Regions from separate parts of the Mus musculus genome. Here region 2 is linked to region 1. The links are chromatin loops, found by intact Hi-C in ENCODE. Cell type or tissue: heart. All regions are shown on one strand. Links, peaks and the distances in the headings refer to the core of each region. The heading gives the core; the rest is flanking DNA.

The links. Hi-C counts contacts between places; a loop is a spot of excess contacts. Peaks named below come from ENCODE experiments on the same cell type or tissue, not always from the same donor. Only the 100,000 strongest peaks of a DNase experiment are listed, where the experiment ranks them.
Region 2: it touches region 1 in a loop (1.9-fold over the local background); 2 of 42 quality-filtered maps call a loop at or near these places.

Annotation. Positions count from the first base shown.
Region 1 is chr7:64,019,015-64,027,347 of GRCm38, reverse strand. Gm32633 (predicted gene, 32633) reads right to left here. Exons shown (of 6, transcript NR_169109.1): 6 at 5,939-6,539. Among named protein-coding and RNA genes, the nearest start is that of Gm20670, 34 kb to the left of the region's middle. In heart, for the core only: no CTCF peak of the experiment used is centred there; no DNase peak of the experiment used is centred there; H3K27ac peaks cover 2,529 bases.
Region 2 is chr7:63,960,011-63,968,343 of GRCm38, reverse strand. It overlaps the pseudogene Gm51514. Among named protein-coding and RNA genes, the nearest start is that of Gm39024, 7.8 kb to the right of the region's middle. In heart, for the core only: CTCF peaks have their summits at 3,085 and 3,979; a DNase peak (open chromatin) is centred at 3,093.

The DNA of each region.
Region 1 (8,333 bases), core at 266-8,265:
CACTTGGCCACGCCCCCTGACTGGCCAGCACAGTGGAGCTGGTTCTGGAGGCATGGGTGCGGTACAGGTGAGCCCACCCGGATGGCATGAGTGTGAGAGAGCTGATCCCTCCACTTTTCTGCTGTGAGGTGGCACGCGTGTGGGAGTGATGTCCTCCCCCATGCTCCTTGCCACTCTCAGTAGTTGGGAAAACTGTCTGCAAGGTCATGAGCTTGGGAAGCTATTCATGTCCCTTACCAGCTGCAGCTTTCAGGAGAGCAGGCCCTGCACCTCCCCTGGACAGCACAGCAGACCTGATCGTGGTGTTAGGGGCACAGGTGAGCCAGCCCCAAAGGCAACAGTGTGGAAAAGCCTGGCCCTGCTGTGAGGTAGAATGGGTGCAGGGGGGAAGGGGGTGCTGCGGGGGGTAATGCCCCCTCTCCCACCTCTGCCGCTTGCAGCAGTCCAGAGAGCTGGCCCGGCCCCTTGTGGGCTGCAGCGGGGCACTCGGGAGAGCCCCACACACCCCCGCCCCCGCCACCCTGCACCTTACCTGAGCAGTACAGTAGAGCTGGCCCTGATGGAAGAGACATAGGTGAGCTGGCCCCAAGGGTGTGAGCGTCTAATAGCTGGCCCCAGTGTGAGGGGATTGTGGAAGTGATGCCATCCCGGCTAGCCACCTGCGGTAATTAGGAGAGCTGGCTCCAAGGCCATGAGAGCCCTCTCTGGTTGAAGCACTCAGGATAATAGGCCCTACTCCTCATCTGGGATATGAGTAGAACTGGCCCTGATGGTGAAGACACATGGCAAGATAGCCCTGAGTGTGTGAGAAGAAAGATAGTCCAGCCCCTCACAGGCTGAGCCTGTAGTAGACATCACAGTGGAGCTGGCCTGGGAGGCAGGAGTGTGGGTGAGCCAGCCCTGAGGGCACAAGATCAAGAGGGCTGAACCTGCCTCCTGCTATGGCGGAATGATAGCACTGGGTGGTCTAGCCAGAGCAGTACTGGAGAGCTTGCCCTGTTGGTGAAAGGAAAGTCAGCATGCTCATCACATCAGCTACCACCCAGGCCCGCTCCAAAATCCGTATCATCTGAAAATGTTTGGATGCATGAAAGGACCAGTCCTGCTGATCCAAAACTGCAGGATCTCCATGACCCAGGGCAACAGCAGGATAACCAGGAGGAGTTCTGGTTAGGAACCAATATTGATGGTGTCACAGAAGCCAGAGATCTCAAACCAGATCAATGACTTATTGCAATGAACATTTGCAAGTGAAGATATGTGGACAGATGTGTGGACAGAGGGATATACTGTGGGACACGGTGTGAAACACTATGGCATCCATGATGAGATATTTTCTAGGCTTTGGAAGTTTTTCTTTCTTTTCTTTTCTTTTTCTTTTTTTCTTTCTTTCTTTCTTTCTTTTTTTTTTTTTTTTTTTTTTGCTTTGTTTTGCTTGTGTGTTTTTTATTTTGTCTATGGAGGTTGCAAGGGCAAAAGGTGGATATGAGGGGATGGGGAGATGAGAGAAACTGGGGTGCATAATGGGAAACTCAAAAAGAATAAAAAGGGTTTTTATATTAAAAAAAAGCTTAAAAAGCTTGCTTGCTACTGAATGATAGGTTGGCATGTCTTATAACATAGTCAACCTAATTTAGCAGCTGATATGAAAATCAAAAGAACAAAACAAAAAATCACCACCAACAACAAAAAGCATGTAAAACATCCAAATTTTTCCCATTAAAATGTCCAGCCAGCAGTTTCCAGGATACCCAGGGCTACACATTCACTGTTTCTGTCTGCTTCGAGGACCCCTTTGTCACTACAGAATGAAACCCTGTGCTAATGGCTCCTGGGTACCCTGTCATCACTAACCTGCTTACCCTCATCCTGTAGTCTGGGTCTGGCTTGACACTCAGTGGTGGGGGGGGGGGGGGCTTTAAAAAGGAAGGCCTGTTGGAGCCTGATTGGCCCTTTCCCACCTCTCTCTGGTTCCCTTTTCTACCATGTGACCTCTTCCTCTTGCACTAACTCCCCCCACTGCCATCTGCCAGCCAAGAGGACTCTCAGCAGGGGTGGTACAGATGGGGTCATCTGGTCATGGGTTTTCAGCTTCCGTATCTGTGAGCTAGAAATTTTTCATATCTTTAAAACGCACATAGCTCCATAGACTTATTACAAGTATGGAGAACTGACTATACTTTGTATGGATTCTCCCAAGAAAACCAACTTCCATGCAAATGAAACCACACAAACGGATGCATGAGTTTTTGTTCCTGACTGAGTATGCTACACGTGCTTATACATTTGTCCTGTGATGGGCATTTGTATGAGAAACCATTCCCCACTCTTCCGATTTCCAATATGAGGCAGTGTCTTAGAGGCTATCCCTGGGCCACAGAGAACGCCTCTTCCAGGATTTACCTCCATTCCCTACAGCTCTGAAAGTCAGGACACTTGCCCCTTGTCCTTGTTGAGAACTTGAAGCCCATTATGTTAATTACACCCACCTTGAAGAATTGAGGGCTTCCACTAAATGCTACTGCCTGGCCCATTATATCATGGATCAGTGCTTTGTTCTTGGGAATGCTCACATACATCAACATGTTCCTCTTCATGGGCCCAGTGCCTAGTGATCAGCCCAACTGTCCTTTAATCAGGGAAGTGGGGGCCAAGACACAGAACCAAGCTTGGAAACCATTCTGGAACTAAGGAAGCTTCAACATAGGCCACACCGTGGGATGGCAGACGTCTGGTGCATGATCATGGAAATCTGGAGCAGCTGGCAGCCCTCACCGTGTGTGGATTCTAGCCATTGTTTCATGGCTGTGCTTCTCCCCAGGAGTCTGGGTTCCATGCAGGAATGTCTGGAGCCTGAACCCAGATGGGCTGGGTGGGATGAGAGCTAATCTTGATTGTCAACTTGACTGCACTTCCAGTTATCTAGAAAGCACACTTCTGGATGTGTCTGTGAGGGTGTTTCCATAGAGATTTGGCTGAGGAGGAAAGGTTCACTCCAAATGTGGGCGGCATCATGCCATGAGCTGGACTCCAGCCTGAATGAAAGGGGAAACAGGAGAAAGCTAGCTATACACCAGCATTCCCCTTCCTGTTTCCATACTGGTAGTTCCCCAGGGATCCAATGCCCTCTTCTCACCTCCATGGTCATGTACATACACATACACACTCACACACAAACACACATATACACATACATACATACATACATACACACATATGCACACATGCATACATATATACTCATACACATATGTGCACATACACACATATCACACACATACACTCATATACACACATATGCACACATGCATACACACATATATACATACACATAATCATATATACACACATATACACATACACATGTGCACACATGTACACATATATGCACACATGTACACACATATGCACACATACATTGCACACATACATATACACACATAATACAGGCATACATACATACACATACACACAAATCTAAAAATAAAAATGTCCTTTCTGTGTCCCCTAGTGAAAGGTGAATGTGTGGGCACCCCGTAGCTCAGAGCACATATACACTGCCAGCATACACACTTGAGAATATAAGTGTCCCAGATGTCACCCATAGCAGTGAAGTTGGGATATGGGGATCTAGAGAAACCAAACCCATTTTATGAGGTGGGAACCATATTCACAAGGAATGTATCCTACCCCTCCCTCTCCACACCCCCACTCTCCACGCCCCTCACTTACCACTCCCTCACTCCTATACTGATCTGGTATCATATTCCCCAAATGTGGACTCACTCCAGGCACTGTGGTCACTCCAACTGATCATTTGGCTCTGCACTTCCCGGCACCAGCAGCAGCAATGGAAATCAGCTGACTTATCCTACCCAGTAAATTTAAAAAAAAAAAAAAATCAAAATGTGTTGGTGTATGTATTGGTTTTCTAGAGCTCCCGTAACAAAATGCCACTTACTGGGCAGTGTAAATAACCGAAATTTACTTTCTTACAGTTCTAGGGAGTGGAAATTTGAGACCATGGTGTTGACAAGTCTGGCTCCTGGGAGGCCACTCTCCTTGGCCTGCAGACAGCTGCCCACTTGTTACCTGGTCACATGATCTGTCCTCTGTGCATGTGTTCTGCAGGTCTTTTCCCATGTGTCTAACCTTCCTTTGTCAGCCAGGTTTCTATTCCTGTGACAAATCTCTGCAATACATCGATATATACAGGGGGAAATATGTCATTGTGGCTCATTTGGGGAGGTGGTCAGCCAGCCCTTTGCTCTGGGCCTCTATCAGGACATCAAGGTGGAAGGGTGGGGCAAGTATCCCTTTTACCTCAGGGCCCACAGAAAGGAAGAAAAAAGGGGCGGGTCCCACTTCCTTTCAATGCCCCCAGAGAGTAAGTAACAGAACTCTTCCGAGGCCCCACCTCTTAAAGGTCCGCCAACTCTCAAAGGCACCACGTGGGTAGGAAGGACACCTTCCACACCAGGCCTCTGGGGGAAATTCAAGTTCATATTCAAGCTCAAGCATCCTCCCTTATGACACCTGTGGCCAGCCTGAATTAGGATCTGTCCACAACCTTTTACAGAGCCCATCTCTGTTGGGAGTGTTGAAACTAGAAAGTTGCAACAGGAAATGTGAGATTACATGGTTTGGACTCTCACTGTGTGGATCCTGGTTATCAACATGATTGGCTCTAGAGTTAACTAAGAGACAGACCTCTGGGCAGGTCTGTAAGATCTACCAGAAAGAGTCAACTGAGAGAAGGCTCTACCCCAAGTGGACAGTTCCTGTCAGCAGCAGTAACCCAGACAGAAAGAGGTCAGAGAAAGTCACCTGCCTGCTTGCCTTTGCACACACACACACACACACACACACACACACACACACACACACACACACACACCCTGTATGTAGATTATGCTGTCCTCAAACTCACAGAAAAGGCCTATCTCACCACTCCCAGATTGCCTTTGCTTCTGGCTAGTAAATGTGTCCTTCCTATTTTGCTGCTGACCTTGGAGCCCATCTTCCATGGACAGAACACCAGACTCTCCTGGATTCCTCAGACCTTTAGCACTAGATTAGATTGGGGCTGCTGAGGTAGCCAATTGGACTAATAAGCAGTAAATGTGTTTTCAGCCTTGGTAGCATGCAGACAGCCATTGCTGGGCTGTGTCTATCATATAAGCCAATCTAATCAATGGCTGCATAATACGTACTCACCCAATTGGGGCTCTGTGCCTATAGAGAATCCTAACCAACATGTGCTATGATGCTCTTTTGAGCCCCTTGTCTGAGGGACTAGCTGAGTAGTGCGGCCACACCCTCATTCCTTGCTTGGCACTGGGCGTCTGTCCACACCCCAGAGAGCAATCCCTGCCTCCATGACAGTCATTACTCCTTCTCTCCAACCCCCACACTTAGCTATAGTTGCTTGCAGTGTGATTTTGCTTTCAGTGGGATGTGAGGGGCGGAGACTCTTTAATGTGCTCTCCCTACAAACGTGTGTGTGCATTCTTTGGAGTGAAGGAGGCAGCAATCTCAGAGTGTGATTTCAGAGCCAGAAGAAGTAGGTCACACTGAAGTGGGGGCTCTGCTGCTCCCGGCTGGCAGTGCTGGCAATTGTAATGACAGTGCACAGGTTTGTGAGGTCATCGCCTGGGAATCCTGTCACAGCTGCCAGCTGGTACTGGAGATGGGGATATGAGAGCTCTCTCCTTGGGCTCCAGAGGCCTTTGCTCCCTATAAAGCAAAGCTCAGTGGGTGGAGGGGAGGGGCTCTGCCACAGTGCTGAGCTTGGGGTCTTCCTTGAAGGCATGTTCTGCTGAGGGAGTGGACAGACAGCACATGGGCAGAACACTGGAGACCGTGGATGTTGGTAGCTGCTTCTCTGCAGCCCCACCACCCTGCCACACCCTCCAAAAACCACCCAGTGTGAATGGAAGGTCTTTCAGGCAACACATGGCCGCCTCTTCTTCTTCTTTTTTTTTTTTTAAGATTTATTTATTATTTTATGTAAGTACACTGCAGCTGTCTTCAGACACACCAGAAGAGGGCATCAGATCTCATTACAGATGGTTGTAAGCCACGATGTGGTTGCTGGGCTGGGATTTGAACTCAAGACCTTTGGAAGAGCAGTCAGTGCTCTTAACCACTGAGCCATCTCTCCAACCCCTGGCCTCCTCTTCTATGAAGACCTCTCTTCCTCATCCCTCCCCTACTACCTCAGGGCAGCAAGGCGGTACTTTTGTGAACTCTTTTCCTATCCCATAGTGACCTTCCCGGGCCGCCGGAGGCACAAGCTGGCTACCTTAGACTGAGTGAGCTTCCGTAGCCTCTGCAGTGGCTGGTGGTGGTTGGTTGGTTGGTTTGTTTGTTTGTTTGTTTGTTTGTACCAGCTAAAAATTCAAACGCTTCTCCTTGAAGAAAATTGATTTGTAGAAAAACTAGGAAAATGTGGTGATCCAAAAAGCCACGGTGACCAAGGGAAGGCTCCATTTGGCTTCAGGGACAGTTTCCGCTGCTTGCTACTATCCCTGTTGGCCCTGCAGGCAACAGAAGCAGGCAATTGTGTTAATGCCCTGCAATGCTCAGGTAAGGACTGGAAAGAAGAAGCCCTGCTTTTCCCTCCCTTATATTCAATCCTAAAGGCCGAATCATAATGGCCATCCTTGATTTGAGACTCGGTGATGACACTCAGCAAATTCCAAGTTCTTCTCATGCTTGCTTCTGCCTGCCTCTCTTAGGACCCTCCCTTAGGAGCTTCAAATGTCCAGAAGAAGGTTGTTCATAGTGGAGAGAAGACCCTAGGGAGGGAGAAGCAGAGGGGGACACCTAGAAGCCCTGAATGTCTAAGCTGTCTCTGCACAGGAGCTAGATATGCGAAAAAATGCATCTGAGATTGCCAGGGCTCAGGCACCATCCAACTCTAACCAGGTCAGACCCCAAGTGAAAACAGCGTGGTTGATCCCTGTTGTCTCCCAGACCCTTGCTCACTGTGACAGATTCATTTTAATCATGCCACTCTGTCTGCAAGGCCGGTTCCACAGCAGTAGTTAACTCCACAGCAAGGATCCCACTCTGTCCTCCGATGTGGGAGATCAGGTCTGAATCCTCCATCTGACCAACTCACACTGAGGTCTGCAGAGATCTAGATGCGGGAAAGCACACACGGCTCCTCCCAGTCATCCATCCACCCAGCTGGTACAGAGGTATTCTGGGAATGTGGCCTGCATGCAAGGGCCTCTATCTGGAAAGGATGGGATGGGAGTGGGAGTCCCTGTCCTCCCATGGGAGGAGTAACTAAGAAATAGGTATGCCTGTCACACCCCTGATCCTATGTTGTCAGCTCTAAGCTGGTATCACATTGAGCTAATGTCATTTCCTGGATCTAAGTTGGTTCTGCTAGGGTCCAATAGCAAGCTAGCCTTTGAGCTTTGATCTTCTGTCCCCTGTTGGAAGGTTATACCTGGGCTATCTCCCAGACTGACAGAGACATGGTGTCAGAACCTTCTACCATGTTGCAGCCCTGCATAGAGGCTCTCCCTCTGATAGCTTGCACATGGACTAATATTGGTCAAGGCAGAAGAGTGCTTGACTTCATTCTGGAGTCATAGTTCAATCCTAGGAGTAGCTGGATTCTTCCTATGAATCCAAATGCTTAGTTATATTCACAGAAGGTTTCTTACCCAGTGAAAATAACTAAAGCTGAGGCAATTTTCTATGGAGTTGAAAGAGCTTTTGTGTGAAGGGGACAAATCCCTTCTTTCAGCCTGTTCTTCAATTTCAGTGACCACCAAGAGCCTCCTTAACACTCTTGCCTTCTCCAATAAACAGACGCCTCTGCACTTGCTGAGTTTACAGATCATCATTCACTGTGCCATATTGCTAGGAGGTAGGTAATGCTACACACAGGGAAACTGAGGCTCAGAGACATGGAATGGTATGGCTAGAATCCATTCCAGCGCCAGTGCCCTATGGTGGCATACAATAGCACAGAATGTCATTCCAGGTCATGTTAGAGAGACTGAACGAGAGAGGTTCACCTAAGATCAGGATCAACCAGCGGTTAGCTGAACCCAACCAAGACCTCTATTTCCCTGTGGTAGTTCTTAAGCAGGGTCACAAGTTCTTTGTAACTCATGTGGTCAATCTGTTCTCTGAGTTTGAGCTACATGGAGTGACTCACTTCCAGCAACAAGAATGCACAATATTGACAGTGTGGAATATCCATTACTAGTGTCTGAGATTCCCCCAGTGGATGCTCATGCAGGGTCTGTAAGTGCCCGGAAGACAGGGATCAGATCACAATGTCTTCTTTTATTCCCAGTACCATGTAC
Region 2 (8,333 bases), core at 27-8,026, 59 kb after region 1:
AGCACGGGGTGGGGCAATGCCCACCTTCAGAAGATACCATGCCTTGGGTATGTGGGACAAGGACCTGCATAGGGGCTGGAGAGTGGGATGCTGGCCACCCAGGCTTATACTGGAACTGTCTCTTTAGCCAGGAGAAGGAGCAGGCCTAGGCACATAAAGAGGGTGAGCAGCTTGGTCTGGCTCCCCAGATCCCAGACTCCTGCAAGGCTGCCAGGCAGAGGAGACGGGAAAGCCCACTACTTAGTTAGTGTCCCTGCTCTATACACACACAGCACTGATCTCTCTCAAGTCCCCAACCCTGTAGATACTGAGCAGGTATCCCACAAACCAAGAGCATTCTGTCCCACAGGCTGAGGACTTAGTCCCATCTCATATATCAGCTATGACACCTTCCTGTCACCTGTGCTTTGGACCCATGGGCTACAAATCAGTGTGCTTCTAAGAATTCTTCCTTGGGTTCAAACATGTATTGGAAAGCTCACAGAGTTCAGAAAACAACAACAACAAAAAACCTCCAAACACACACACACACACACACACACACACACTGCTTGCACTTACTGGTTTCATTTTTTAACTTGTATTTGAATCTTATATCATTTTACTTTATTTTGTTTTATTGAAGCCAAAGCCTTACATGAGCCTGGAAACTGACTCAGGTCCTCAGGCCTGAGTAGTACTGAGGCATGCAGACGAAGGGTTGGGTAGGAGAGATGCAAAGGGCAGAGTAGATGGAAGGGACAATGAGCCTCCGCTTCTCTTCCTCGGGACATCCATCCTCCATGGGTTCAGCAGAAGTTCTCAAAACTGTCTCTGTAGCCCTTTTCAGAGGTCTCCTTGGGTAAGCATGGTGAAAGACATTGCTGACCATTAATGAGAAGTTCTGTCTTTTCATCTGCCCCTGATCCCAGGTGTACTGGATGGTTTTGTGTCAACTTGACACAAGCTGGAGTTATCACAGAGAAAGGAGCTTCAGGTGAGGAAATGCCTTCCATGAGATCCAGCTGTAAGGCATTTTCTCAATTAATGATCAAGGGGGGAAAGGCCCCTTGTGGGTGGGACCATCTCTGGGCTGGTAATCTTGGGTTCTATAAGAAAGCAAGCTGAGCCGGGCAGTGGTAGCGCATGCCTGTAATCCCAGCACTTGGGAGGCAGAGGCAGGTGGATTTCTGAGTGCGAGGCCAGCCTGGTGTACAAAGTGAGTTCCAGGACAGCCAGGGCTACACAGAGAAACCCAGTCAAAAAAAGAAAGAAAGAAAGAAAGAAAGAGAGAGAGAGAGAGAGAGAGAGAGAGAGAGAGAGAGAGAGAGAGAGAGAGAGAGAGAGGAAGGAAGGAAGGAAGGAAGGAAGAAAAGGAAAGAAGGAGAGAGAGAGAGAGAGAGAGAGAAAGAAAGAAAGAAAGAAAGAAAGAAAGAAAGAGAAGAAAGAAAGAAAGAAAGAAAGAAAGAAAGAAAGAAAGAAAGAAAGGAAGGAAGGAAGAAAGAGAAGAAAAGGAAAGGAAAGGAAAGGAAAGGAAAGGAAAGGAAAGGAAAGATGAGCAAGCCAGGGGAAGCAAGCCAGTAAGTAACATCCCTCCATGGCCTCTGCATCAGCTCCTGCTTCTTGACCTGCTTGAGTTCCAGCCCTGATTTCTTTTGGTGATGAAGAGCAGTGTGTAAGTGTAAGCTGAATAAACCCTTTCCTCCCCTTCTGGCTTCTTGGTCATGATGTTTGTGCAGGAATAGAAACCCTGACTAAGACACCAGGTCAAGGTGGGGCTAAGAACTACCAACCGTCTAGTATGGGGATCTCCATCCTGAGGCTGTCTGAGAACCTTGGCCACCAGAGCCCTCATTAGCACACAGAAACGATGCCTCATTTTGTAGCTTCCTTAGGCTTCAGGCACCATGTGGCTAGAAAGGCAAGAAGGCCAACCACAAAACTCTCAGCCAGTTCCCAGCAATTGTGACAGAACCATCTGAGATACCATACTTAAAAGTGGGAAAATCGATTCCAGAGCTCCTGTTTCTTTGAGGTGTCAACCGATGGTTACTTGGCCTTGTTAAGTCTTCAAGCCTGTGGCACAAAGAACACAAGGCAGGAAGTGTATGGGTGGAATGAAGGGGCTGTCGTCTTCATGGTGCCTGGCAAAGCAGGGACAGGAAGGGGCCTGGGCCTCAAGGATACATCTCCAGTGACCCAACTTCCTCCTAGTAGGTCCCCTTTCTTAAAGGTCCCACCACCAAGCAGAAACATCCAGCTGGGAACCAGACCTTTGAGGGAACACTCCACATCTGAGCTATAACACCCCACGTGCAATGCATGCTGTCTGGTGTCTGGAAGGGAAAGGAATGTGTCTGGGAGCTGCACACAGACTCCCCTTAGGGAAAAGCTACCATTTCTTCACTTGGTCTCAGTGGAGGGGGGCTGTCTTTGTATGGATTTGTCTCTGCCTGTGAGACCCACTCATGCCTGAAGTTCAAGGAAAGAGTCAGTGACTTGGGCAGGAGGTTCTTGCTGTTTTACTCAGATGTGAAACTGCGCTTCTGGGTAAGTTGAAACCCTGACTTTAGGGGCTTCTCTCCTCCTCCAGCCATGGTGGCCCAAACTGAGGCAGGAAGTCAGAGCCAACTGGTCAAAAAAAAGGGAGTGGGGGTGGAATGAGGGAGCTGAGGCTCCAGCCAACTCCTCAAAGCCCTGCTCTGTCCCTGTGGTCCTTCTCACAGGAAAAAATGTGACAGTCAAGCTCCTGTGGTATAAGAAGCCTGTGACAGAGACAAAGGGATAAGGTTCTGGGTAAAGCTGGGCCTGGTTGCTGAGAGCACAGAGGGACACAGAGGGAGGGAGGTCTTAGGGGTACTTTCTCATTCTGCATGGCTCCTTAACTAGCTGGGCTTCCACTGTGTGGGTCAGAAGGAAGGATGCAGAATCCAGCCCAGAGGAAGGCAGTGGGGCACACCCATCTGGCTGCCACCCACCCTCTGTGGTCACGTGCTGTGCCTGCCAGCCAAAGGTCCACAATGCAGCTTTGTGTGGCAGCTGGCTTCAAACACACATCAGTGTCTGGGTTAGCCCTGGCTGGCCAGCAGTACCAGTCCTGGAAGCCAGGGATGCCAGGCTAAAGAGGGAGAATGTACCCTGCCAACTCCTCCAGGGCCTGGGTCAGGCGCTCTCCAGGAAGCCCATGGGTGGCATCCAGGATCCTTCAGGGAACACCCAACACCCCTAGGGCCTATATATGGAAAATAGTTTGGCGACAGTGCATCAGCTAACAGGGTCTGTACGCACAAGGTCCATTTCCCTGGCCACTCAGCCACGACAGAACCATCTTGAGGATTTCTCCAGATAACCCCAGCCCAAAAGGAAGAATGAGAAATTTAAAAAGACAGTTTTGATACGTTTTCATGGTGATGCATGCTTTTATTTTTTATGAGTTTTTTTTTAATGTTAAAACACATTTTATAGATGAAATAATAAAGGCTTGATAGAGTATTTGTGAAAGATACTGAGAAAATTACATTGGTGATTCTATTTTCATCTGCTTAAAAATTTTAACTCGGCCAGGCGGTGGTGGCGCACGCCTTTAATCCCAGCACTTGGGAGGCAGAGGCAGGCGGATTTCTGAGTTCGAGGCCAGCCTGGTCTACAAAGTGAGTTCCAGGACAGCCAGGGCTACACAGAGAAACCCTTTCTCAAATTAATTAATTAATTAATTAGTTAATTAATTAATTAATTAAAAAATAAAAATTTTAACTCATGGATATATCTGGACACATGCCTTTAATCTCAGCGCTAGGGAGACAGAGGCAGAGAGATCTCTGAATTCAAGGCCAGCCTAGTCTATGGCCAGCCAGGAGTCACATAGTGAGACTCCAATTTTAAAAAAAACAAAAAACTTTTTTTTCTTCATGAAAATTGGCATTAATAATCCATAGTATGGCTGGGCTGGCTGGGTGCATTGAGAGCAGATGCTGGGTAGTCAGATAGGTAAAGGGGTTTCGTCAGCCCCCAGCAGGGAGCGCAAGGTACCTGGGCTTCCTGAACCCCGTGCACAGTGCTGGGACCATACACTCTCCCCTCTAGCTTATGGGGATGGAGATGCTGGTGACTAGCTAGTCCACCCAGTGCAGAAAGCACCTGCTTAGGTTTTCCTCAGCGGATGGAGGCACCCTGCATTCTCTCTGGCTCCGTTTGTCTGAGTGTTGTCTTCAAAGGGACGATTGGGTATGAAGGAGCAGAATTCTTGCCTGAATAACTCCAGTAAGGCCACCTGGATCTAAGAAACAACAGCCCTCCCCTGGCCTGTCCCCATCCCTACCCCACCACTCAGCCTCCTAGGGGTAGCTGTTCAGTGTACACAGGATAGCCCACCTGCCTGGATGCCCAGTGGGAAGCTTTATCACCAGTTCTGCAACTTCACATCACAGTTTTGGGTGGGTTGTTTGTTTGTTTGTTTTTCGAGATAGGGTTTCTCTGTGCAGTCCTGGCTGTCCTGGAACTCACTCTGTAGACCAGGCTGGTCTCGAACTCAGAAATCTGCCCAAGTGCTGGGATTAAAGGCGTGTGCCACCATGCCGGGCTTCACATTACACAGTTTTAATGGCCTGCACTCCCAGGAGATTTCACCAGGCTAGACAGTGGTCCCCCGAGCACCAGGGCCACCAGGGGTTCTTCCTTGATGGTGTGCTTAAGAAAGGAGTCTAGAGGAGGGGCTGTTTAGCTTCTTCTATTTGAGGGCACAGCAGCACATCACACTCCATTTAGAAATGCTCTCATATTTGTATTTCCTTTGCCTTGGGTTGTATGGAAATTCTTAAAAATGCAAAAGGCCCTTTTTACTCCAGTCTTCTGGTTTTTAACTACCTCAGTTCTATGGATAGTTTATGTCCAGACCAGTGGAGACAGATCCAGCTCTGAGTGGCTCCTTGCTTCTGAAAAGCCAGTACTGACATCCCTACTGTGGAAGCCCTGGACAGGGCACACACTCCACTCCCTGTCTCTCGGGATTGGGAGAATATAGGAACCTTGGTACACACACACTTGGTGTCAAGATCTCTGCACTAGAGCCTCCAAGAACTGCTTGGTCTATAGGAGGCTCTCAGAAGTCTCCCAGGAGTAAACAAAGCAAACAATAGTAGTTAATGGTAGCTGGGAGGTTGGATGGGATGACAATCTCCCAGAACAACAAAAAAAGGATTCCCAAGTGAGTGTGCCTGAGCAGGTATCCACTTAGACAAGGAATAACATCCTACTCATCCCACTGCAAATGTACATTGCCTGGCTACTGGGTCACTTGCTCTCTGCACAGCTTGTGAATCTAAGTCACACAGACACACTCGGCTGAAGCTACAGATCGGGGTCCCCTGGTGTTTATCTCACAGCCTTGGCTGTGGATTTGGGAGGCTGAGAGAGGCAGTGTGGAGCTGGAAGAGCAAGCCTGTTTCCTTAGCTGATGCCAGGCACCCAAGAGACAGGAAGACAAGCAGCAAGACCAGCTCTCTGTGTCAACAGAGATCAGCCACTGTATGTCTAGGCCGTGTGATCTGGGTACCTATAAGCCTCACGTCTCCTCTGAGGGTGTCCCTGCTCAGGGAAGCCCAGAAGCAATGTGTCTATTTCTGGACTTTGTTCTATTACGCTTCTAAGGCTCTGTAGTAGCAGTGACTAGGGGACCCTCCAGCTGCTTCTTCCTCCCTCCACTCTCTAGCCAGTGGCAGAATCCAGCCCAGGGGACAATGACAAGTGTACTCAAGAGAGAGAAAAGTCAAGAAGTGCACTGCGTACTCCTCTGGCTGTGCAGGGCTGTGACTGTCTAATGAGCAAGGCTCAAGCCCAATGCACCAATCTTGGTCAGGGCCACTGAGACCTGGCAAGGTCCATACATCCCGGAAGCCACCATAAGAGTCAGTGTTTAAGCTAAAAGAAACGTAATCTCAAGACTGTTCTCAGGGATTGTCTTGGCTAGCATTTTATTCTTGTGAATAGACATCACGACCAAGTCAAGTCTTGTAATGGACAACATTTAATTGGGGATGACTTACAGGTTCAGAGGTTCAGTCCATTATCATCAGAGCAGCAACATGGCAGCATCCAGGCATGCTTGGTGCAGGAGGAGCTGAGAGTTTTACATCTTCATCCGAAGGCTGCTAGCAGAATACTCCCTTCCAGGCAGCTAGTTCTAGGGTATTAAAGCCCACACCCACAGTGACACACCTACTCTAATGAGGCCACACCTAATAGTGCCACTCCCTGGTCCAAGCTTTATACAAACCATCACAGAGCTCATCTCAATAGTTCATTACTAGAGAAGTTTTTCTGTGCAGGGCACCCAAGGCTGTGAGGTGGAGTTCCCTCTTGTGTGTGAAGCTGGCTGTAGGTGCTGCTTCCTGCCGCTGCCCTGTGCCATTAACAATCCATCTTCTCTTCTTGGAGAGAGTGAGAGGAGGGGAAGGCAGTCTGAGTGGATTTTGGTCTGCCTTTTATGGTTACCAAAGCTAGATCATTTTAAGTTTTACTCAAAATCCCCAGAACATAACTGTAGTCATCTAGTGTCTCGCTTTTTTGTTGTTGTTTTTGTTCTTGGAGGGGAGATTATGGTTGTCTGTTTATCTGTTTTCATTTCTTTAAGGGTTGTTTGCAGGCTTTCTTTTTTGTTTTTTGTTTTTTCGAGACAGGGTTTCTCTGTGTAGCCCTGGCTGTCCTGGAACCCACTCTGTAGACCAGGCTGCCCTCGAACTCAGAAATCTGCCTGCCTCTGCCTCCCAAGTGCTGGGATTAAAGGCGTGCGCCACCACCGCCCGGCGTCTGCAGGCTTTTTTATACTAGAGTCTTATTTGTGAATTTTGGACAAAATTTTGTGATTAGAGTAGATTTGTTCTTCTCTGAATGAAAAAGAATCTTTTTATTACTTGTGATTATGAATTATTATTATTATATTATATATGAGCATTTTGCCTGCACGAGTGTCTGTGTATCATGAGCATACCAGCTGTCTGTGGGGGCCAGAAGAGGGCATCAGATCCCTGAAACTGGATCTACAGAGGGTTGTGAGTAGCCCAGCTATATGGATTGCTGGGAACTGAACCCAGGTATTCTGCAAAAGTAGCAAGTGCTCTTAACTGCTGGGCTTCTCTCCAGCCCCAGAAACATCCTCTTTAAACAGGCTCTATTGACTAGCACTAGATTCTAAATGGCATGTGTGTATTTCTCACAGTATTTCTGCCGTTTTCTTGGGAAGGGGTTTTAGTTTGTTCAAGAATAGTGGTGCCGGGCGTGGTGGCGCACACCTTTAATCCCAGCACTCGGGAGGCAGAGGCAGGCAGATTTCTGAGTTCGAGGCCAGCCTGGTCTACAAAGTGAGTTCCAGGACAGCCAGGGCTATACAGAGAAACCCTGTCTCAAAAAAAAAAAAAAAAAAAAGTGGAGGGAGGTATTAATTGTTGTATAGTGAAAAGGAGTCTACACCCAGGCAAGACTTGGGTAGCCTCCACCTTCTCATATCACAGAGGGAAAGATGATGCCCATAGTCCAGCACCCCAAAGTCACAGGGAGGTGACAGGAAAAGGGGCTGTCTCTGCCTGTGTGGGGAGCCATGATCTCAGGCTCCTTAGAAGCCTTGCAGCTCCCCTGGGCCCAGCCTCTGCATAGAAGACACAGATGGTCCAGAAAAGATCTGATGGCACAGGCAAGTACAAACAAATGCCCATGCTAAAGAGCAGGTGCAACAGAGGGTCCCAAACTCCACCAGCCACCTACCACTGAGTGAGCCGGAAGCTGGAAAGGGCTCTCCGTGGTGCTGTCAGAGGTCTTGTCCCCTGAGAACGCTTGAGGATTCTCTATGTATTGCCCGAGCTTTTGTCCCCGCCAGCAAGAACACACTCAGGACAACCGGAATCTTCTGCGGCAAAGCTTTTATTGCTTACTTATCAGGAGGGAAGACCCCGAACGTGAAAATGGCGCTGCTTATATAGCCCGCAGCGTGACGTTTCAGCACCTGATGTGGCGTGACAGTTCCTGATTCATTGCTCGCCCATCACCCCATTACTACCCCGCGAGATGGGCAGTGACTAGGCGTGAGTTCACTCTTGCACTTGCGCATAAGGCTTATTTACTAGTTAGGCGCAGTGGAAGCCAGCGCCATCTTATAATGGCGATTGCTCGCGGCACGGCTCTCCACATCTATGCATTTCATTCTAGCACCTGAGTATATGCTACTAACACTTTACATTTTTGAACATTTTGGAAGTACTCATGGCTATCCACACAGGGTCGTCTGCCCTTTCGGGTTACCTGGGACATAGCATGATACCTGAGCCCCAGATAAATCAGTAGCCCAGCCCCAAGCCTAGCCTTGC